Linked DNA regions of Mus musculus: region 1 is linked to region 2. A link is a loop called in an ENCODE intact Hi-C map of the cell type or tissue named here. Cell type or tissue: left cerebral cortex. All regions are shown on one strand. Links, peaks and the distances in the headings refer to the core of each region. The heading gives the core; the rest is flanking DNA.

The links. A loop is a pair of places that touch in the nucleus more often than their neighbours do. Peaks named below come from ENCODE experiments on the same cell type or tissue, not always from the same donor. Only the 100,000 strongest peaks of a DNase experiment are listed, where the experiment ranks them.
Region 1: it touches region 2 in a loop (2.5-fold over the local background); 2 of 42 quality-filtered maps call a loop at or near these places.

Annotation. Positions count from the first base shown.
Region 1 is chr2:48,618,666-48,630,843 of GRCm38, forward strand. No RefSeq gene overlaps it. Among named protein-coding and RNA genes, the nearest start is that of Gm39809, 86 kb to the left of the region's middle. In left cerebral cortex, for the core only: a CTCF peak has its summit at 5,978; a DNase peak (open chromatin) is centred at 5,594.
Region 2 is chr2:48,806,056-48,817,824 of GRCm38, forward strand. It overlaps Acvr2a (activin receptor IIA), which reads left to right and starts at 8,054. Exons shown (of 11, transcript NM_007396.4): 1 at 8,054-8,771. The coding sequence starts at 8,717. It also overlaps the pseudogene Gm13489. In left cerebral cortex, for the core only: a CTCF peak has its summit at 7,719; DNase peaks (open chromatin) are centred at 7,697, 8,059, 8,872, 9,312 and 4 more places; H3K4me3 peaks cover 4,401 bases; H3K27ac peaks cover 3,453 bases.

The DNA.
Region 1 (12,178 bases), core at 1,371-9,370, 190 kb before region 2:
GTTCTCTCTCTGAGGCAAATCAGAGAAAAGCTTGTTAGGCTCTCTATCCTCCCTCTGACACTTTGTTAATTAACTAACCGGTGTAAATTGCACCATATCTCATCTATGATCCTATTTTTCAATGTCCTCCAATGTTCTTAGGACCTCCAAATACCCTACAGCCTGATCTTGGCCTGATTTTAGCCTGATTTTTTTTCTCTTTTCTCCTAAAATAACATGTCCGGATCATGCTTGAACAATGCTATTCAACATGGTAATGGATTTTTTTTTCTTAACAAAGCTATGGAGTACTGGTTAGCACTAATCCAAGAAAGCTTCCTAAAATAAATTCTTCATTGTGCCAACAGAATTTGCTTTCTAACTAAAAAGTCTCTGCCTCTGTAAATATAATGTCACTGAAAAAAATACATTAACAAAATAACACATTGACAATTTAAAAGAAGAAGAAGAAATTTAAAAGATGTGGCTAAACAAGCAAAGGCCAGAGGTTCAACCATAGCCCTCGGAAATGAGGTCAGAGCTGACTGGAAAAAGTGACCTCTACAGCTGCCTTTATGTTTTTACTTCCTGTTTGTTCTCCCACTCTCTGTCCTCGGCTTCCTTCTGTGACTTGCTTGATGACAGCTGGCTGTTCTCACATTTAATGTGCACCACGGCTGCCTAGAAGCTTGTTAGACAAGATCGAGGGTGGATACAGGAGTTCTGAGACAGGCCTTCAAGCATCCTTCACAACTAAGTCTAAGTACTACCGCTGGATGAGCACCTCTAGTATAGCAAATTGGCTCAGCCCAACTAGCTTACTATGTTCTTGCCAATGTGTAAATGCTTCCACGAGGAGTGTTTACATGAATTCTTGTTTTATGTTTTGCACATAAAGAAGTATCTAGTCACATTGGGCAAGAAAACAAAGGTATGAAAAGGTATGGGACAGTTCTCCAACTACATAAAAGGGCGAGGTTTTCAGGATACAATGTAGAAGAAAAAACATGTGTTCTCTGTTCTTGTTTACGTACAGATCGGAAAGCAGATAATTGAGCCATTGAGCTAAAATTACAGAAACAAATGCTAAAAGTATTAAGGAAGATTTCACTAGGTCACATTGGTAGAAGGCGGCAGTGAGTAGAATGTGAGCCCAGAAGCAAAGATGCACATACTCCTACCTCTGGATAGCAGGATGCTTCTAGGAGGTGTAGATGGAAGCCCGAAGCGCTGCTGTCCAACATTTTCTCCTCTTTCCTCCTTCTGGTTCCTGCATTATTGTGTGTTTTCACCTCCTTCAACAGAAGGTCTGGTCTCATTACTTGTTTTCCCAGAGCAAGAACAATGCTCTATACATCTCCTCTTGTTGAACATCTCAGGAGATGTGTACAGTTAACCATACTTTGTTTTCCTACTGGTGAAGTGAGCCTCCTGGGCATACCTATTAGATGGATGGGCAAAGAGCAATGGGGCAGGGGGGAGGGAACCTAGCAAAATCCCTGAAGTCAAAGAAAAGCTTGGCTTTCACGAAGGACAAATCGAGACTAATGTGGCCTGGCAAGAACATTCTCAGGGAGATGAATACAGTGCCGATTGACATCAGAGGTGTAAAGGACTGATATTGTAGCTTGCATTATGAACTATTAATTTAATTTATCTAAAATGGGAGGTAATTGCAATATTTTAAGCATAGGAGTGATGTATTCATGCTTTCAAAGGTAACCGTGCTTGTGCCTAGACAAGGTCAACCATTGATTCAGGTAAATCTCAAAGTTTGGTCTAGCATGACTCTTACTTAAATGGTACTTTCATAGATAGCACATCTTATCAATGAAACCTCAAAGGAGACACAAAGTGTGATCCCTGGATTCCTGTAAAAGCCCTGTGACATTTTCTCATGGTAGGGGAAAGCCTAACAGATGGTTACAAGGTTTTCTTGGTTCTGTTAGTGGTCATTCTGTATTTGGAAGTAAAACACCCTATCATCAGGTTTTGTCACAGTGGTAACCACAGAGCTTAAATTCTGGCAGCTGTCTCAGCTCAGCTGTGTTCCTAATTAGAAAATAAGCCTCTCCCTTATAGCCCCTTTCTTGAAGTTACCAAATCCTAAATGATGGTGAGGTTAAGATGTCTCCCTTCTCATGCAGAGTCATTGTATACAACAACATATTCTCTAATATAGACCTGTGATTTAGAATTACAATATTGTTGAGATTTTTACATCAGAACATATCCTTTTGTTACCAGGTGCTTTCTGTTTCTATGGATACGCTCAGAATGCATTTATTTAACGATGGCCCTGCTGCAGTACTTGAAGCTTTTCTTGCTTGGATAAAATATAGTTCCACCAACTAACTACTTCCTTAATCTTTCAGATCACACAAGTAAGACAGGAAGCCAGGGTGGCAGAGTGCAAAGGGTTGGAGAAACCTTCTCAATATACAGCAAGTCTTGGGTAAATTAACCTGAATCTCATTTCCCTCATCAAAAACAACGAGAATAATAATATCCACTTCCCAGGATTAAATTACTATAGCAAAGAAAGTGTTTTCTCTAATTCTAGTACAGAGAAGGTCACCAGTAAATGTTTGTTATCTCTGAATAGCTGCCAATTCACCAGCAAATGAAACCACACACAAATTACCAAATTATCTTGAACTAACAAGGTCAAGATTACACCAAGGCTCAGGACATAGTAAACTGCGCATGAATGCGGTCCCTCCGCTCTACCCTGGGACATGCTTCAGGGCTCTGGCACCTTCTATGTTTTCATGTCATACATAGAGCTTTCCCAAAATGCAACATGGAAATGTAGCTCAGTGGTAGACCACCTGTGTATCAAACACAAACCCACAGATTTCATTTCCAGCACCACAAAAATAAAATAATCATATTCTCTTACATCGTACGTACTGAAACAGTCCCCCAACCCATGGAGAACCAGGTAGTGATGTCCTCCAAGTTACTGGATACATAAATTCTTTGGGATGACAATTTTACTTCTAGGAATCTATTCTATAGGTGTATTCCCAAATGTCAGATGAGGTGGTAAGTGCCTTTAATCTCAGCACTTGGGATTACAGACAGATCTCTTGTAAATTCAAAGCCAGCCTGTTCTGCATACATATTTAATATATGCACAAAGACACTCACTGTACCATTGAGATAACAAAATATTTAACATAATTTAATTCCTACTATAAAGAAAATAAATAAATGGTGGTATGTCTATCTATAGCCAGGAACACTACAAATGAAGCAACACAAAAACAGACAGAATAATTTCCAAGCTAAGTCGAGATACAAAAACAAGGTACAAAGTTAAATCAATAATATGCTACTATTTGGAAATATATACATATATCTATTTATATATTATAAATACATTTTTGTATTTTTCCAAATAGTAGCATATTATAGATATAGCTCTCTATAACATATATGCATATTTGTCCCTCTGTGTGTGTGTGTGTGTGTGTGTGTGTGTGTGTGTGTGTGTGTGTGCGCATGTGATCACATGCATGCCTGGTGCTTTCAGAGGTCAGAAGAGGGTGTCAGATCCCCTGTCACTGGAGATAAGGATTGTAGTGAACCACTATACATTGGGAACTGAACCCAGGTCCTTGGCAAAAGCAAGAACTTTTAACCACTGAGCAATCTCTCTAGCCCCTGTTTTATTTTTTTTAAGATAAAAATATTCATAATTATTTTTAAATAGTAGAAAGAGAGGAAAATTATTGGAAAGAAAGATATAGCTGGTTAAACCTCTGTTGCCTCCACAGCACACTGCCCACCAATTCACAAGCATTATTGAATTCAGTCCTTAATATTCTCCTGCCTAAAGCAATGGAAAGGACCCAGTCTTTCCCCACAGGGGGCTCAGGATTTGGACAGATGGATGGATGAGAGTGCCAAAGAAATATTGAGCAGCATCTAGTAATAATGACATATTATAAAGCATGGGGGCTGGCTGCTAAAGACTTTACAAGTACGGACTTTGTAAGGCCCCCTTCACAGAGATAGTGACAGTTTAAAGGGCAAGTCACATCTCCTTTCTCCATGTTCTTGTCTTCAAAATGGAGGAATCTCCCCTGGCTTCCATCTCACAGGGATGCTTATGTAGCATCTGTCCTTCTTCTGAAAACTCAGGAGAGTCTTTGCAAAGTCTCATTAATATTCCCAGGCTGGCTTCTAGATTTCCCACCTTTCACTTAGGGAACGGCACATCTATGCCTGAACACTCCACTTCTTCTCTTCGTCTTCCTTAGCATCACTCTCTTTCTGTACCAAAAATAGTGCAGATTCAAGCTTTAAAGTTGGATGGCTTTATATAGCTCAGGGCTAATAACATCACACAGCTTGCCTGCAAAAGAGCCCACCTGTACATTCTAAAATTTCCACAGTATCCATTATATCCATATGCATGATACACCTGAGCACACGGTAAGGAATCAGAGGCCTCGGAGAGAAAACTGTTTATAGTCAAGACTGTTCTCTAAGAATGGCGCATCTCAGCAGCAGTGAGGGCCTTGTGAGTTAGACTTGGAAATTTAGGGATAGAGTAGAAGCCCCAGTTCCTGCTGTTGCTTCCATGGACCAAACCATTCTGCTTAACAGGGGTCATCCAGGGTCACGTGAAAAGCAGAACTTACGCAGAAAAAGAGGAGGTGAGCAGACACAGGGGGGAGGGAAATGGAGGCAGGAGGTCACAGGCGCCATAGAGAGTAGGATGTGATTCTGCTCCGCTATGAAAAGAGATCTTCACTGAAGCTGATAAATTGCTAGAAGTTTATGATATTCTTCTGTCTATATGATATTGGGCCTTTTGTACCCACAATTCATAGAGACGTTGAAGTATGAAACAGACACGCCAATAAACTTAGAAAATTCTAGAATAATATTGGACTTTCAAGGACATGGGACTGACTAGGATCCAAACTAATAATGCTAAGTCTCCAAGTCTGTAGTTCTCAACTGGTGTGTGGGTCACAGTCCCTTTGGGACTTTAAGAACCCTTTCACAGAGGTCACCTAAGAATATCAGCAAACATATTTACATTACAATTCACAACAGTAGCAAAATTACAGTTATGAAGTAGCAACAAAAGTAACTGTATGGTTGGGGAGTCACCATAGCATAGCATGAAGAACTACAGTCTTAAAGGGTCATAGCATTAGGAAGGTTGAGGGCCGGTGCTCTCAGGGATAAAGACTCAGCTCGCTTTTGAGTTTATAGGCATGCCACGTTTACTCATGTATACTATTTATGTGTATTTATAAATAACAATGTTTCTAAGAAGTAAAATTTTACTTTTAAAAAGATGACCCAGTTCAGCAAAAGATGTGAGACAGAAAAGTAAACAGCTTATCTTTCCAATAAGCAGCATGGACTTCAGCACCCTTTCCTCTAGGCAGGTGCTGGCTACGTCTCTGCAAAGCAGGCCACCTTCCAACATGTCTTTCGTCGGGCTGACCTCTGCCCTGCCTGGATGCCTGAGACCAGCACTGGCTAAGCACTAGGCAGGCTCTGGAGTAGGAAAGGGCTGCCTACTCAGATCGCACTACCTGTTTGGCCCTAGGCCAGTATGACAAAACAAAGCTTCTCGCCCAGCAACTGAGAAGAAATCATTTGCATAACTTAAAGCTATGTTGGAGTGTTGTGCTTCATGTCTGAGCGGCATAAGTCTTGAGCTTTAAATAGCCCAACCCTAACATATATTTAAGAGAAGTGTTTTAAAGGCTGTGTTACATAAAATGGGAACACTTAGTGACACCACAGTTAAAGTGCCAGGCCCCTTTCTTGCAAAATTGACAGAACCCAGCCTCAGTTAGGCAGCTGGGAGGAAAACTTTCCTAGGATAGGAAACCTAAAGGAGGTCACCCATACTCATAATTTGCAGGCTCTTATAATCAGGCTCTTATAACCAGCCCCAGTGATCTCCTTTCTTGGTTAGCCACTGTCTTATCAACCTGCTAACAACCACCAGGAGGGCACTCTGGCAGAACAAACAATAAGAGAGGAGTCATAAGGAAGGAGTGCTGGAATGTGCCCCAGGTATAAAGAGAGAGGCTTGGCTAGGAGACAAAGGTGGTAAACATTTTTCCCCTTTTGGCCTCTTTCCACGGATAGACCGCAATCTGGCCCCAAACTTGAGCCTCTCACATTCTCTTACCTGCATTCCAAGATCTGTGTTTCTTTTACTTTCCTACAGGAAGTCTGCCGATTCTAGCGGAGGCTCTTTCCCCCTTGGTTGCACATTGGGGTTACTTAGAGAATTCAATTTTAATTACTCTCTCATTTCTAATAGTTGTTTCCCACTCTTAAAAAGCATGAAAGACCAAACTCAGCAGATTCACCTCTGCAACTTCTATATAATAAGCACGCTTAAAGTCCACCCCAAATTAACCACAACAGAATCTGGAACAGAGGCTTGACCAGGTGTGCTCGAAAATACGCCTACATATTCTTTCATACAAATTCCTAACAGTGAATACAAGCAGAATGGAATACAGACTAAGCTTAAGGTTGGGAAAGATGCATACTAAACATCCAGCGACTAGAGAAACAAGACCAACGCACAGATTTGGTCTGAATATCAGACTCCAAGGATGGAAGCACAGTTGCTTCAAGGTAACTTGTAAAGAAGATGAAGATTCCAGACCATGCTGGGAACCAATCCCACCAAACGGTCTGGTCTTCCTGAAACAAAAAGGGTTGTACCCAGCATTCACAACCGTAGGTGTTTGTGTTCAGCTCTTCACTCAGTTTAATATGTATTGACTTCTCAATGCCAAAGACAAGGTTGAGTGCTAGAGATAGAATATTGAGTAAAACCAGATGCAATCCATATGCCTGTGAATAAGAAAGGAATAAAGAAACACTAGACGCGATGATGATGATGAAGGCGGGCTGAGGTGCTGACAGAGCAAGAGAGGGAAGAATGGGAAGGTGCATATCCTCCGGCAAGGTGATGGGCATAAGGATTAAGAGAGAAGGGTGCTTGGATCACCCCACACAAGTGAGCATTCCAGCTAGATTGCACATCTAAGGAGGTACACTTTCCTGACTTGGAGACATAGGGGAATCTGATCCACACCTTTTGCTGGTTTCTGGAGGTCATCAGAGTGCTTGCCTTCCTTTGCTTGTAGGTGGGTAATGACAGTGTCTCCTCCCTCACATGACTTTCTTCTCAATGTTGTTGTCCTTTTCTTATGAGGACTTAGTGTCCACCCTCAACCAGTGTTACAGCTCACTCATTATGACACCTGAGAAGACTCACTTTCCAGATAAAGCACATTTTAAGTTCCAAGTAGATGTGAATTTGAGAGAGGCTTACTGTTTAACCACTCACGATAGCAGCACATCAAGCTTCAGTGTCACGTGGTTAAAACAAGCTCCGTGTGAAGAAGCAAAGGTTTCCTAAACAGCCATCATCTTGTGCCCATCGTTCTTGTACCAAGTAATGAAAGGGGAACTCAGGGGGCTTATAATGTTTACCTCTGGGACCAGAAAAGCATTCTTCCTATAAAACATTTTCCCCACATACACACCTCATAGTCATAATCCACTTTATACAAATTAGAAACATATTCTTTTTTTCCCCATTCATCAACACCTTTTTTTCCATTTTAAATCCTAAGCCCCAAAAAACCAAAACATGGCTAATTTAGACCCCGCACATTTCTGAGCTAATTTTACATCCTACTCTTACAAAGAAAAAGTAAGGGAAGGCCTTCTAGGCATTGAAGGATCTCTTGGGTAAGAGGGGGTGTTCAGGGTGTGGTGTTCCACCTAGAAACTGTGGTCCTCCTTTGGTAATATCTTCAAATATAGCTAGTTACTATCTGAAGGATTTCTGACTTAAGATATTCAAATAACCTAACACATCACAGTCTATTTTAAATGTAATACATTAAAACACACCGCAACATAAACCCATAAATGAATTGAAGATGTCTTGGAGGAATGGTTTAGCTGTGCTTCTCACAGCCTAAATGCAAACTCCCCTTTAGTCTAAAAGCATTAAAATCATAATAATGAAATTTGCCATTAGGAGTCAGAGAGCACTTTTCTCCTTAAAAAGACAGATGCATTAAACTTTAATTATTGTCTCCCTACCTGATTATCAGACAAGAATAACTCACATTCTGGGAAGACAATACACATATGTTCACGAGCACAGAAATATTTTTAAAGACTCCACAGAGACATTACCCAATAGTTACCCCAAGTACAAAAAAAAAAAAAGACCCAAACCTGTAATTGACTAAATACATGTGTGAGAAAACAGAAAAGCCAGTATACTGACTGTGTAAGCAAACAGACATGAAATGGGTGTTTCAGAGATGGTTTGGGACTTTTCGTCCCATACTCATTCTCTGTCACTACATGTGCTTGAGCTGTGTGACCTCTGACAATGCCTTTCTTTCCAAGCTAGGTACGTATAGCATCTGATCCAGAGCATGAAGGCTCTCGGCAGCGGGAACACTGCATATCTCTTCCCTAATTTATGACTGACTAACTGAAACTCCTCACTGTCAGCAAACTCTGCCGTGTTTACTGGTTTGACAGCATACACACATATGGCAGAAGCCAGATGGACCTTCTCCCCCAGCTTCAAGCTAAGGGTGCTTCATTAGGAAAGAGATGCAGCCAGCCTTTGAGATCTTTGAACAAGGCTTCCTAACACCACAGGAAAGCAGTCAGTCTGCAATCTGAACAGAAAGGACCCTCCCCTGGTGAGAGATAGGGTCAGAAAGAAATTTACACTTGCCCAGTTGAGGCATGGAAGTTTTAAAGAACAAATGGCTTGTCCTCCTAGACACAGAAGTTGGACAGCTGCTTCCAATGAGATTGCTTGATACAAACTTTGCATTCTGTCTACCCAGACAGGGTAAATAGGACAAAAAAAAATCTAACTCCTAAGCTCTGATTCATACTTAATATTGTGTCTAAAAGTTTTGGCAAACTCCAAGAAGACATCAGTGTCCTTTGCACTTATAAAGATTGTGACAAAGGACTCGCCAGCCACCATGAGATATGGTCCCTAAGTTTTAAAATGCAGCTTTCTGAACCCAACAATTTCATCCTAACATTTGTGTTTGGTTGTGGTGAGGCTATTTTCTCTGGCTTTAGAGAACATGGCGGTGCTTTATTCCACTTTTCTTGTTTTCTTAGCATGCGATGCCCTCTGCTTCTTCTGACCTCTCCACCTAAGTCCCCTTTCTTTCATTCTCTCATCTCCAAGTCTTTACTGTATCTTAAGAAAAATGTGCTTATGGTCACACTCCTCATTCTCCACATCTGTGCCATCAAGAGCAGAGGTCTTGGCAAGGCAATTCTGAACCTGCCCTCTCCCCAAACCTAAAGCAAGCTTTCTCTGAGTGGTAAAAAGTGATTAGAAGAAAAGCAAGGGACTCGCTGCACTCTCTAAATGTTCAAACCGATTCTGACTCACTTAAATTCACTAATTCTGCTTACCTCAGAGCCTAATTCCAAACGCAAAAAATGTGCACTTCCAGAGAGGAGGAGAAGAAAGTTCATTGTTTAAGGAATGGCCCTGGCTCCAGTACCAAGTAAACTTTATTCTACTATTCTAGAATCTTCCTGCTGCCTCCAAGGCCCCTGTGAGAACTACTTCTGCATTCCCTGCAATTAGTTCACACTGACTTGAAATTCTCCTCCCTCTCAGAGAGGCTAAAAATTATATATTTCTACAAAATGGGCAATAGAAGCAACTAACAATTTTCTCAACATTCTACAACACGGTTTAAAAGAAATCTATTTCTCAAGAGCAGCCTTGTAATTGAATGTTGGAATATATAGGGCCACTTCTAACTTCTGCCAGTCTAGGAGGGGTAATTAGATCTAATGCTTTCGGTAGACACATCAGGACTCTAGGTTTGGTGTAAGGCGTTAACCTTTTGTGTAAATGTTATTTCCTAGTGCTAAGAGCAGCTCCTAGCAAGGGGCTGTGGGTGGATTTTAGCCTGGTCCTTTTTGCCTTTCTAATGGGAACTTTGAGATGATTTGAAACACAGTGGCTACTGTTGGTAAAACTCCATGGAACAAACTCCATCAGCAGCTACACACAAGCTAGACAGAGGGCTCCCGGGCAGTAATGGTGTCTTTATTCCCAATGGGTCCCCTGCTCTTCCTATCACTTGTAACTCATAAGAACTGTGAAAAGTTATTAAGAGTCCCTTCTTACAGATAAAGAAGCTGAGGACCAGAGAGATAACTGGCACAGACCTGTGATTTTGATAGAGACAAAGTAAAACCTAAGCTTTTCTATACCCAAGAAACTAAGAGCATCCTGTTACAAAAGGTTTCTCCTGAAAAGCCAGCATAGCTGCCATTTAAAGGGCAAATCTTCAGCTAATGGGAATAAGTAGCCAATGGATTAAGAAGGATAGGCTGTGTTTGGTTACAACTTCTAGCATGTAAATATAATAAGGTAGTGCAGAGTAAAGAAAGGGAGAAGCGAAACAAAGCCAGTATAGCCAACTCTACCACTCAGCAAGCAGGCTCCTGAATTCTCCACAGTTTACACCTCAGACAGCCCTAGTCCATGCGAATGGAAGTGAAGGGAAAATGCAAATTCAGCTGCATGTTACATCCACAGTAAATGCAAAGACAAATTAAGAATTAAAGACAAATGCAAATTACTCTGCTCATAAAAGAAACCTATACAAAAGACAGGGAATGAAAAGGCTCTGACAGTTATGGATGAATCTCTAAAGAGGCACAGAGCAACCGTATTTCCAAATCCGAGCCTTTTAAAAACTGGTTAGAAGAATGAGAACAGCTGCTCCAGAGAAAGGGGGAAATCTGCTGCAAACAGTAAATGGAACTACAGAGTAAAACTGAGAGTTTGTGTCCTTATTGTCAAGGTGAGGAAGGAAAGAAACAAAGGGACAGAGCCAGAATTCTCTCAGCAGATCCTCCACAGCAGACTTGAAAAGCCGAGCCCCTGGCAAGCCTCAGGCTGGGGGAGACGCAGGAAGCAGCAGAACAACGAAGAGGCAAGGTAGAAAAAGAGGCGGGATGTTGGCAAAGAGTAAAACCACAAGATGTCAGAGCTGGAAATGACTTGAAGAGATGAGGGACTATTTGGAAACCCAGATGACTGACAGGTCAGGCAGGTAATGGAGACCCTGCCTGGCTGGAAGCAGAGCACTGTGGGAAACCATCTAGAGGCTTTCAAATGCACTATTACAGAAACTGTTGGAAACCAACACAGACCATGACTGTACACCAGCTTGTGTCATAACATAGCTGAGTCCTTTGGTGAGTCTTGAAATCTATGGCACACGACAGGTACATTTTAAGAGTTAGTCAGATGTGTAGGTGAATAAATTAACCCCTCATTTTACAGATTTAGTATCAGACTCTAAAAGATTAAATGATGGTTTCTCTGAATGATGACTTTTCTTCTTCTAGAAAAAATAAAATAAAAAGCCATCACTTTCCTTAATGCCTCAATGCCTCGACAAGAAGAAAATCAATGTCTCTACCAGACAGTGGCCAAGAAAGAAGTTAACTGTGCCTGTGACAACTAAGGGTCTCCACATTACAGGCTGAATGGCCATGCAAGGGTAAAGCACGCGGCTTTAGACAGTTGGCAAATAAATAAATAAATAAATCCTAGAAAGAACATTGAGGCAATGAAGATGAGGCAAGTGGACCTCAGCAAACTAATGACAAATTGGGAGGTGAATTTGCTCCATCTTTGGGCATTCTAACTGGCTTTAGCCAATCATAACAGACTAGGAACATGGACTGGCCGTTTGTAGAATTGTCCAATACAGAACATCAATTGTTCTTGGTTTCCGTTTTTCTCTGCTTATTCTTTTGTTGAGATAGGCTCTTACTGTATAGCCCAGGTAGGCCTTGAACTCTTAATCCTCTTGCCTTAGTCTCTGAACTGCTAGAAAATTTACTCAGGTACCACAACACTTAGCTTTTAAAAGAAAAATGTCATTCTACTTTTTAAAATTATATTTATTTTTATTTGGGAGGCAGAGCACAAGTGCCACAGCTTTTGGGAGTCAGGGACATTTTCTGGTGGTGTTATTTATCTTCTACCACGTGGGTTCCAAGAATCAACTGGGACCATAAGGGGTTGAGAACAAGTAGTTTTACCCTCAGATCATCTGGTTAGCCTTAAAAGTAGTCATTCATTCATTCATTTTCAGTA
Region 2 (11,769 bases), core at 3,770-11,769:
AGACCAGGTGATTGATGGAATCTTATAATCTTTATGGCCTATCTTTTGAGATGATCCCTGAGTCACTGTGGGGAGGAATGTGATATAAAAGTCTAATTTACGTTTGAGAAGTTCACAGGCACTTATGCTCTGGACTTTGACCAGTTGAATCTCTGGATTGACTGCCATTCATTGCAAAGATAGAAGGAAGGAATGAAAGGAAGGAAGGAAGGAAGGAAGGAAGGAAGGAAAGAAGGAAGGAAGGAAGGAAGAGAGGGAAGGAGGGAGAGAGGGAGGGAGAGACAGAAGAAGGAAGGACAAAAGAGAGAGAGAGAGAGAGAGAGAGAGAGAGAGAGAGAGAGAGAGAGAGAGAGAAAGGAAGCAAGCAAGCAAGCAAGCAAGCAAGATTTTCTGGGGATAATTAAGAGTTTCACTAATGTATGGACATAAATGTAAAAGTAGCAAGCAGTATGATACTGTGCCCATTTGGCAAAATAAACCCAGCTTCTTCCTCTAGGACCTATCCAGCCACAGGCTCTAGTCCCACCTTGTGGGACCAGACTTGATTTTTCTCCTTTCTTAGAGCTGGGGAGATAAGGAATTGTGATATTACATACATGCCTGTAATATTAACATTGGGGACATGGAAGCAGTAGGACTAAAAAGAGTTATTTATTGAAACACTATCCATAAAGAGAGAAAGCAAAAGCAAAAGAAAGAAGGAAGGAAACAAGGAAAGGAGAGGGGGTTAGAGAAGGAAAGCAGAGAGGGTCAGAGGAAAGTAAAGACGGAAACAATATGTACATGGCACTCTGAAAGGCCCAAAACTATGGATTACAAGTATAAAAGGAGAAGGATCTCATTGTAAAGGCATAGAAGACTGTTTTAAAACAATTATAACCTGAATTCCCCAGAAATGAGAAAAGAGATGCTGCCACATGTATCTTTTATCCCAGCATTGAGGAGGCAAAGACAGGTGGATCTTTGTGAGTTTCCAGTCCAGTCTGGTCTACATAGCAAGTTCTAAGACAGCCAGAGCTGTTGTGTAGAGAGACCTTGTCCCAAACAAACAAAGAAACAAACAACAAAAAAACCAAGCAGACATACAAAAAAGAGAGCGAGAAGGAATATATGATGTTGATCCCAAGATATAAAAAAATTTCAAATAAACAGACTAGATCAGGAAAGATCTTTCCCTTTTCCTATTGTAATTATAATACAAAGTTAATTGAAAACAGGAAAAGAGATAAGCCAAGTCACATACAAAGGCAGACCCATCAGAATAACAGAAAATTAAAAATTATTCAATTGAAACTCTGAAAGCCAGAAAGGCTGGAATGATGTATTTCAAGTTCTGAAGTCGACTGGAAACCAAGATTATGATACCCAGCAAAGTTATCTGCCATAATTGATAAAAAATTAAAACTTTCCATTATTGTAAAAAAAAAAAAAAAAAAAAAAAAGACGACTAAAGGAATCTACGACCCCTAAGCAGCTACACAAAGATATAGGAAGGAATCCTTAGACTGAAAAGAAAACCATCCATGAGGCCACAGGAAAGAACAAGCCACATTAAAATGATAGTCATATATAAGAAAGAGTGCTCATCAGTTAGAGCTTTGGCTGCTCCTATATAGAGATAAAATGAGCATCATACCAGGCACAGAAATAGACATTTAGATCAATGGGATAAAATAAAGGACCCAGATACAAGGCCATGTAACTACAACTATCTGATTTTTTTTTGTCAAAAATGCCAAAATGCACATCGAAGAGAAGATAGTATCATCAAAAAGTGGTCTTGGGAAACTGGATATTTACATGTATAAAACTGAAAGTATGTCTTTATCTTCCAATATGCACAAAAGTCAACTCTGAACTGACCAAAACTAGAAACTTTGCGACTGCTATAAGAAAAAAGTAGGGAGTACATTTCAAGATATAGAAATAGGTAAGGACTCTCTAAATATTCCTCCAATCACTCACAAAATAAGACTAATAATTGACAGATGGGATCCCATAAAATTACAAAGTTTCTCTATAGCAAAGGAAACTGCCAATCAAGTGAAAGAGGCAGACTACATAATAAAAGTCTTTGTTAGCTATACATCTGAGAGTGTATCAATATCTAGGATATACACAAATACTCAAGAAGCTAAATATCAAGAAAACAAATGCCCAATACCGCCCCCATGGGTTCTCAAAAGAGGAAATACTAATGGCTAATAAACACTTAAAAACTCATCCAACATCATTAGTCATTAAAAATTTTAAAGTAAAAACTACTTTGAGATTATATCTCTCACCAGTCAGAATGGCTATCAACAAGAAAACAGTACCAAATACTGTTGAGGGTGTGGAGAAAAGAGAATCCTGTTCGTAGAATTGTCGTATATCCTTGTATACTAGTCCTTATACTCAAAGGGGTCTATAAACAGCTACAGAGACACTTGGTCAGCCACGTTCACTGATGCTATATTCACAATAGCTAAACCATCATAGATGTGCATCAACAGATTAATGGAAAATGTGAACATATACAACTATTCTAGTTTCAGCTTTTTTTCCCCTATGATAAAATACAGTGACAAAAATCAGCTTAGAGGAGGAGATGTTTATTCTGCTTACAATTCAGGGTTAAGTTCACTTGATGGAAAGTCAAGGTGGGAACATAAAACAGATCATAGCGTAACCACAATCAAGAGCAGACAAAAACACATGTGTGCATGCTACTTGCTTGTATTCTGTTTGATTTCTTTCCTCTTACACAGTTCAGGACTCCATGCCTAGGGAATGGAACCACCTACAGTTATCTGGGTGCCCACATATTGGTAAATTTAGGAGAAGCCCCCACAGACAAACATACTGTCCAACTCAATGTAATCAGTCCCTCAGTGAAACTCTCTTCCCAGGTGACTCTAGGTTGTTTTGAGTTGAGGATTTAAGCTAATCATCAAAACAACTGCATTGTATTGTGCTCTAAAATAATAAAATTACAAAATACATAGGCAAACAAATGATATTGGAAAATATTATAGTAAGTAACCCAGGTCTAAAAAGAGAAATGATGTATATTCTTTCTTACACGTGGATGAAAACTTTTGAGATTTTAATTTGTACATTTAATTTTGACTGTCTATGTCTATAGAAATCAGGAAGGTAGAAATTTCCCATGACTGGGGGAGAGTAAGAGGCCTTCTAAGGCAGTAGAATGCACGTGATATGAAAATGTGAGCTAAAGGCTTAGGCAAGGATGAGAATGGGGCTAGGTAGTGATGGGTGGGGAGGAGGTAGATTAATAAAAACTAAGAATGTATGAAAAGTTTTATAGAACCATAGTTTGCAAGCTTATTAAAAATATAATTTTGGAGGTGGGTGCAGTGAACATCATTGATGGTACTCAAGCAGGTAGGGTCCCTCATTTTCTCCTAGGGATCTGGGATGGAAACTGTAAATAGCAAGATGTTCAAATGTTGAAGGTAGAGTTGGGACTGGGACTGCTCAGTGGCTGAGGACCTCTCTCTTTCTTTCATTTTGCCCCCAAGGTTTCTCATCCTTAGAGGCCGTGTAGGCCAAGAGGTCAACCATCCTGTTGATGTAGCTGTATTCTTTGTTATACCTGGAAATGAGCTTTATGAAGTTTTCATTTAATTGTCATTACAAAGCATTGATAGCCCCAGCATCAAAAGTGGAAGAGTGGGTTTCATTATTAAAGTCACAGGAAATAATATGGTCTTTGGTGTAGCTCAGGATGCCCTTTAGTGGGCCTTTTAATGGCTGTTTCACCACCTTCTTAAAGTAATTGTACTTGACAGGTTTCTTCAGGTGGCACGTCAGATCCATGATGGACACATTGGGAGCTGGAACATGGACGGCCATGCCAGTGAGCTTTCTGCTTAGCTCTGAGATGACCTTGACCAGAGCCTTGTCAATACCAGTGGATGCAGGGATAATATTCTGGGCAGCCCACAGCCATCACACCAATTTCCTGGTGGGGCCATCCACAGTCTTTTGGGTGCCCTTGATTTAATGGACTGTGGTTATGAGTCCTTCTATAATGCCAATGTTGACATGAGTAACCTTGGTTTGGAGTCTGGGGGGAGGAGAGCAGTTGGTGGTACAGGAAGTACTGCTGACAATCCTGAGTACATAGTCACACTTCTTATGGTTCACACCCATTACAAACATGGGGTATAGCAGAAAGGGAAGATGATAATCCTGTTGGTACCATCCTTCAAGTAGGTCCCAGCCTTCTCCATGGTGGTAAAGACACCAGTAGATTCTATAATAATCTGGCTCCTCTTGATGACAAGGTTCCAGTTCTGAGCCTTGACTATACTGTGGCACTTGTGGGTAGAATCATACTGGAACATGTAGACCATGTGTTTGAGGTCAATGAAGGGGTCACTGATGGCAAGAACATCCATTTTGCTAGAATAGCAGTTACTATTGTCTACTAAAGGCAGCCCTGGTAATAAGGCACCCAATAGAGCCAAATTAGCTCACTTTGATGATGATCATCATGTTTCAGGGATGAGGTTGGCATTGTACAAGATGTGACTGTCTCTGGAATCAGGAGGAGCAGAGAGCCTTTTTCTTTCTTTCTTTTTTTTAAAGGAGTTTGAACACCACTACCACCACACTGTACCCTGTAGAGGTGGACATTGCTTTCCCCAGAAAACATAGGTCAATCAATGAAAAATCTAAGTGTCCACTATGGGATACTTCCTTACATGCCATTGGCCAGGCCATAGAGGCCCCTTAAACAATATAGGCTATTGCTGTTGCTCTCGCTAGATGGAAAGACCCTATGGTTGAAGACACAACATAGTTTGGTTATAGGACATAGATAAATCAAGCTGGAACTGATCTGTAAACTATCTCACAGCTGTTTTTCATAGTGCTAGAAGGTGCTATGCAGGCTACTTGGGGCCAAAAGTCATCAATAATATTACCCAACAGTGAACCCTGAATGTTGCGTTACTAACCTCCTAGGCAAGATGTATATTGCAATAGTGGCATACACATTAGGAAGATGACTAGCCACTTTCTGATTGGATCTGAGGTTGTTTCCATAGGAATAAATTCAGCATTTCTCAACCTATGGGTCGTGACCCCTTTGGGGTTGGAACAACCCTTTCACAGGCTTTGCCTAAGACCATTGGAAAACACAGATATTTACATCACAATGCATAACAGTAGCAAAATTACACTTACGAAGTAGCACCAAAAGTAATTTTATGGTTGAGAGTCACCACTACAAGAGGAAATGTACTAAAGGGTCGCAGCATTAGGAAGGCTGAGAACCACTGAATTGATGCCTAGAACTGCAAACTGTCAAAAGCCCATGGCCAGGGAAGGACACAAGCTGTCGTGGGAGAACCTACTACTGTTGTTTTGTTAGGCAGAAGTGTTGCCAATCTGCCTTCTAAATATTTGGTTATACCCATATATTAGTGCTGTTGTCAACCCTGGCCAGGAACATTTCCCTTTGCAGTGAGCAGCAGTCAAGGCAGAGACGTGTAATTAGTCAAAGTGCTAAGGAGTAAATGACTGTTGGGTGCTCAGCCCTAAATAGGATGTCTAGATCAATCCCATAAAGCTCACAGAACACCGTGGAATGGGGGATGGGAGAAAAGTTCCAGCCATGGGGTGCTGTGAATGAAATACTATCTTCTGGACATGGCATGGAAGTTGAAGCAGCTACAGTAACCCTGGCAAGGTCAAGCCAGGCAGGAGTTCCCATCTTGACGGGAAGAGCCTCTCGAGGCCTTAGCTGAGGAGCCACTGGCAATTGAAGTTTGCTGGGAAGAGGACTTTCTGCAGGGATGTGACTACTGGTAGACTGCCCACGCTTATACAAGCACCACTACCTGGACTCAGTCAGACTATATAAAGGCATTTATTAAGGGGCCCTAGGAGTACTGGGAGGGGAGCATTAGGGGTGGCTATGACTGAATTACATAGCATTTGTAGAAATTTGTCAAACATAAGTAATATGGAGGAAAAAGGGCAGCCTTAATAATTTCAGCTATTTCTATCTTCAGTGTGAGCTTTGGAACTGTAGTGGGGATTAATAACACTATCTTTTAAAGCCACTATTTCTGGATTTTTTTTTTTTTAAAGTACATTCTGGGCTCTGGGTGGAGCTCATTTGCTTGCTAAGTATGCATGGGGTTCTAGGTTGGATCCCCAGGACCACATAAATACAACTCAGTAGTGCATGTCAGTAATTGCAGCAATTACAAAGTAGAGGCAGGAGGATCAGAAGTTCAAGGTCATCTTAGGCTCTCTAGGGAGTTCGAAGCTACCTTGAGCTCCACAAGAGCCCATCCCGGTGCCTCCCAGAAGCACATTTAAGAACAGAATGCATAGCTGTTATGACTGGTTGTCACTAATTTCTCCCAGGGGTTTACTTTAACTCTTTGTTAGCAAAGAATGCTCTTATTCAGAATTATTCTTGAAGTTCTTCTTCATTACTTTAGAAAATAATTTTACGTTCACTCATATGTCAGACTAGGAGGTGAGAGGAAACTAATATGCAACTCTTGTTGCTTCACTTGCTCTGTTTTTAGCGATGAAGAAACATCGAGACGATGTAGTGACAAGACAACAGTAGGGCCTGATCCATCCCTGGGAGAAAGGAGGGTAGATGGTTCTAAAGTAAACACACTCTTCCATTTTAAGACTGTTAGTGGCAACTCTTCGTTTCTGTCCAGCCTAAACTGTTTGCAGAACTACATTCGATTTACTGAGGCATCCTGAAGACCAGTTTGGGATTTTGTTGCATAATACCATCAATTCTGAGCAGGGCTTGAGAACTGGAAATCTTGGAGAGAGTTTAAAGAGCCACAATGATTATTAACCCTGACAAGTAGTAGAAATAGGCAGATAATTATAGGATGTACTTAATAGACAGAAATATAGAGCAGTTTATAGGAAGAGAAAAAGAAAACAAATACAAGTGAGTTTGTGGAAAAATGTGGGGATCAGTGTACACTAAAACATTAATTACCCATCCCACAGTTGCTTCCTTTTTTTCTTGAAAATGTCTCCAAACACAGAGGTTACTACTGTATTAAGAAAAAAGGGCAAACTTCTAGGTATTTACCTATCTACTGAGGAAGCATTCCTGTCAAAACCTTCAGAATGCTGGAATAAAGTGGAAAACAAGATCTCCCCCTTTATTATACCAAATTGTGCTAAATGGCAGACGAACTGACTCTAGCAATCATCCTTTGCACGCTATAGCCAACTTCGAATATCCCAAATAGCCGAGCTTCTGGAGGTAGGGCTCACATTTTTACATTCTGTATGTTTCGGTGCTTAACTGAACACCCGATCAACAGTTCAACATGGCTTACGGGGTAAAAACAGGTCTTACAAGAGGCTAAGAATTGATAACACCACCGTCTCTGACGGTCCAATACACTGAAATCTGCGATTTTCACTTCAAGCCTAATACAGACTTTCACGCCAACTAGGAGCAAACCTGTTTGCAACACAATGCTTTGTGTATACAAGGTGTGGTGGATAGGATCCGAACCTCACATCGAGCTATCTGGCGAGGGTGTCCTGACCTGGCGGACAGCCCTTCCTGCCTTTATTTTTTAGCCCAAAGACAAACGTGGGGAGGCCTCGGCGGCGGGGGCGCGGCCGGCTCGCGAGCACCGAGCTCGCTCGGGCAGCAGCGGGTGCGGCTCCCGCCCACTCGGAGCAAGTCGGCGCGGCCTCGGCGTCCCCCAGAGGAAAGGCTGGGCGCCGCAGTCGGCCTTAGCATCGCCCATCCCGCTCGGGCGCCGCGGCTCTCGCGCCCGGGCGGGCACCGCACTGGGCACACCGGGCGTCTCGGGGCCGCGGCGGGCACCCGCAGGGCCCGCCGTCCCGTCTGCTCGGTCTCGGTTCCCGCAGCCTCGCGAGCGCGCTCCGGATCCGGCCCCGCCCCTCCGGCTCGCCCCGCCTCCCGGACAATCTCCTCGCGCTCGCCGCCCGGCACGCGCGCTGCGCCCGGCCGCCGCTCCCGCCGCCGCCGCCACCGCCGCCGCGGAGCGTTTCTCCGCCGCGCCTGGCTTCCAGCTTCAGGACGGAACCGGAAGTGTAGGGGGCGGGGCCGGCGGAGGCCAGGAGACCGAAAACGCGGCCGAGCCGGGAGCCGGGAGCCGGAGCCACAGCCTGGACCAGAACTTGGCCGCCGCCTGCGCCACCGTCTCTCCCGTCGCCGTCTCCCGCGGCCGCCTCGCACCGCCACCGCCGCGAGCTCGGCTACTGTGGTCCGCGGACTTTGGGTGTCCGGGTTGAAGGTCGGTCCGGACGTCGGAGCAGCTCGGCTCCCGGACCGTCCGGGCGGCTGCGGGCGCCGCCGCCGCCGCCTCGTCGCCTCAGCCAGGCGTTTTGTTCGCTGAGACGCGAGAGGCGAGCGGAGCTGACAGTGATTTTGACAGTGATTCCAACCCGCTTTTGTTGTTGTTGGCTTTTCGTTGTTTGGTTTGGTGTGTTGTGCGTGTATGTGGCGGTTTTTCCCCCGTGGTACATTTTTTTAAATTGTTGTGCCTTTTTTTTAAATCCTTTTTTTTTCAACCCTGTGAACGTTTTTTGCTTCCCCCTCCCCCCCGCCTCGGGGCTTCCGAATATGTTTTATGACGGTTGATTTTACACCAGGAGGTTTGTCTCCGAGGAAGACCCAGGGAACTGGATATCTAGCGAGAACTTCCTACGGCTTCTCCGGCGCCTCGGGAAAATGGGAGCTGCTGCAAAGTTGGCGTTCGCCGTCTTTCTTATCTCTTGCTCTTCAGGTAGGTGGAGGAGCCGGCGCGGCGGGGCTGTGGCCGGGTGCCGGGTGCCGTCTGCTGGGCAGTTCTCGGGCCGAGGCTTTTCCCGCGCCTAAACCCGCAGCCCCGATCATCTCGAAATCTCCATGAATTCCACTTGTTTTGGGTTGGTGTGGCGAACTGATAGGTTGAGTGCTGTGTTGTTGTGCAAGTGAGAAAGTCATGGTTTGTGGCCATAACACTCGATGACAGCGCTGGTTGGGTTGCTGTTCAAGCCGCAAATACCACAAGTGAAAATTTATGTAAAGGTTTGAGACCCAGAAGGAGGTATTCCAAAATGTCATTTAGCCTAAGCTGTTCCAAAACAAGGACCGGTTTTGGTCGTCATCTAATTAGTGCTTCACCGGTGAATATCGAGACATAGATCAAGTGAGCTGGTGTTTAATTTTGACTGTGAGAAACAATGCATCCTATCAGCGATTTAATCTAGGTCTCCTCTCACGTCTTCTCCAACTACATTGTCCAGTAGTGTTAAAAATAGTTTTAGTTGCCGGAGTATTAACCCTAACCCAGTGCAGAAGAGGTATGCTGCTGTGTGTTGGTGGTGTGTGCTGGCTTTCACCCACCATTTGGGTGCTCTTTTCAGGCGTAGATTCTGCTTACCTACGGAATACTTATTTTAAACGCTTTGCACCGACACGTTGTTTTCAGTTAAGAACAGGCCATGTGAAATTGTGTTCATGTTAAATATGCTGTTCTTGTGAGATGTATTTCTTTTTCTTTTCTTTTCTTTTAACTCAAGGTTAGGAGAATACTCTGGCCATTTTATATCTGAAAAATTTGATTATGTGAAGATGTTGTATGGTTGCAACCAGTGGTTGGAAAAACTAGGCTTTTGTATTGAAATTCTGGAAATGCATACATACATCTAGCTGAAAGGTGTGCAAATGCACTTAACCGGAGAGTTAGTTGGAGGGATGAAAGAGTTTAAAAGTCACAGTGAATGCATTCATTATAAAAATTCAGTGTATACTTCCTAGGTTGTGGCAAACAGGAGGGGTGGGGGACAAATTGACAGGTTTCATGGTTGTGTCATTCCCTCGTATGTCACAGGGAAATTAGAAGGTGGTAGTCTTTTCTTTGTGTACCTCTCTGTTGTGTGTGTGTCCATCTTCCCTACCCCACCCCCCTTTTAATAGAATCCTTTGTAATGTATAGAATTTTGCTGAATGGTACATTTCCTTGTGGTTAATAAATGGATAAAGTCTAGTCTTATGTCTGTAGTGGTATTGATCAGTTCCGGGTGGGCTGAATGTGTTGTGAAATGGCGATCATTGCCAGAGATTAACCAAAAGAATCATGTCTGTTTAAATGGAAGAAGGAACATGCTTAAGGCAGGCGGACAGTTCTTTTTGTGCTCGGTTTAGAGAGCAAGCTAAACAATGGTGTCTGAAATGAATGAAAGCTTTGATGATGTTAAACGTCTTGCTTTTCTGAACCGACTTAACCCTGTAGTTTTTCCCCCTCATAGTGCTTTTCCCCCTGACCCTATATATCTAGCTGGTAAACTCCTGCTCAGGTCTCCTTTTTTTCTGATCTGCCCTTGAGGAGGAGGGGCATCATGGCCACTGACCAACGACTGTGGACATTATTCTTTCTCAAACCCACCTGAGTCTCATTAATTGGTGAGGGAGGTTATTCTTGAGCAGCCCCAAGGTATCACTCCTGGAAAAGCAAGCTGACACTACAGATCTTACAGCTTCCTCTGCTTGGCTCGGAGTAAGAGGAACCGAGTAGTTCAGTAGTTCCCTTTGCGATTATTTTCACTGGGCTCACAGGCTAATAGCAAACATTTCGAGGTTGAGAAGTTCTGCTGTTATAGAACATATAGATAATCCATTGAAATAATTTGAAAAACTTTATCCATATTGATACATGAAGGTGTGTTTGTGCTTAAAATGTCAAAAAAATTTTTAAAGGACTTTGTCAGGAATCAAGTGCACTCTTAAAAGGTTTCTCTCTCTCTCTCTCTTTCTCTCTCTCTCTCTCTCTCTCTCTCTCTCTGTGTGTGGTGCCTTTTAATTGATTTTTCTGTGTAATGTGTAATCTGGCACTGGAAGCAGAGGGTGGCTATTTTTATTAGAATTAAGTAATTTACTAAATTACCAGTTTGTTTCTGGGTATCTGACTTAAAAAAATCAAATGGGAAACAGTAGTAAGGGATGTGTTTATTGTAGGTTTTCAGGAAGGATACATGGTTGCTGGTTTTTAACTGTTTTTTAGACTGGTTTTTTCAGCTTCCATCCCATGGTGTGTGCTATGGAGACTGATTATGCAGACTATTCCTGTAGGATATGGCCAAGTGTATAATTTCCTCCTTGCTCTCATTCCAGGAGAAACATTTTAAGTTTTGCCCTCATCCTGGAATGCCTTCAGATTCCCGATGATTTTTAATTTTTATTCCTCTTTATCCTTCTTTAGAGTCTGTTTCAAAACACAAATCTGCTTTTTACTGTTTGAAGCATCATGGCTAATTTGCGTGTTTTTCTCACAAGTTGTAAAAATGTGAGGCTGAATTTAACATTGCCCAATACTGAGGTTTATTCTACCTCAGGTGCTAAAAGCTCCTGTGGTATTTGAATTTGATTCTTTTGGATTCCATGTGAACTGGTAACAGTATGTATGGTCAGTATATTCATAAAGAAGAGCAGAAATAACAGTAGTTGCTAGCTAGGCATCACTGTGTAGTTGGAGGGAGAGCTGATAGTACAATCTTCTAGGACTTCTGAATGTTGGTTAACAAATGATAAATAGTAACGCTTTTTCTTTTGTCCCTTTGCTTTCATTTTTGTAGAGAAGAGACTTATTTTTACTAGTCTTAATTATGTGTAGGTGTGTGTCTGCTTGTGGGTGGCATGTGCATGTAAATGCAAGGAAACATAGGTGTCAGGCCTCTGGAGTTAGTTATGAGCTGCCTAATGTAGGTGCTGGGAACTGAACTCTGGTCCTCTAGAAGAGCAGC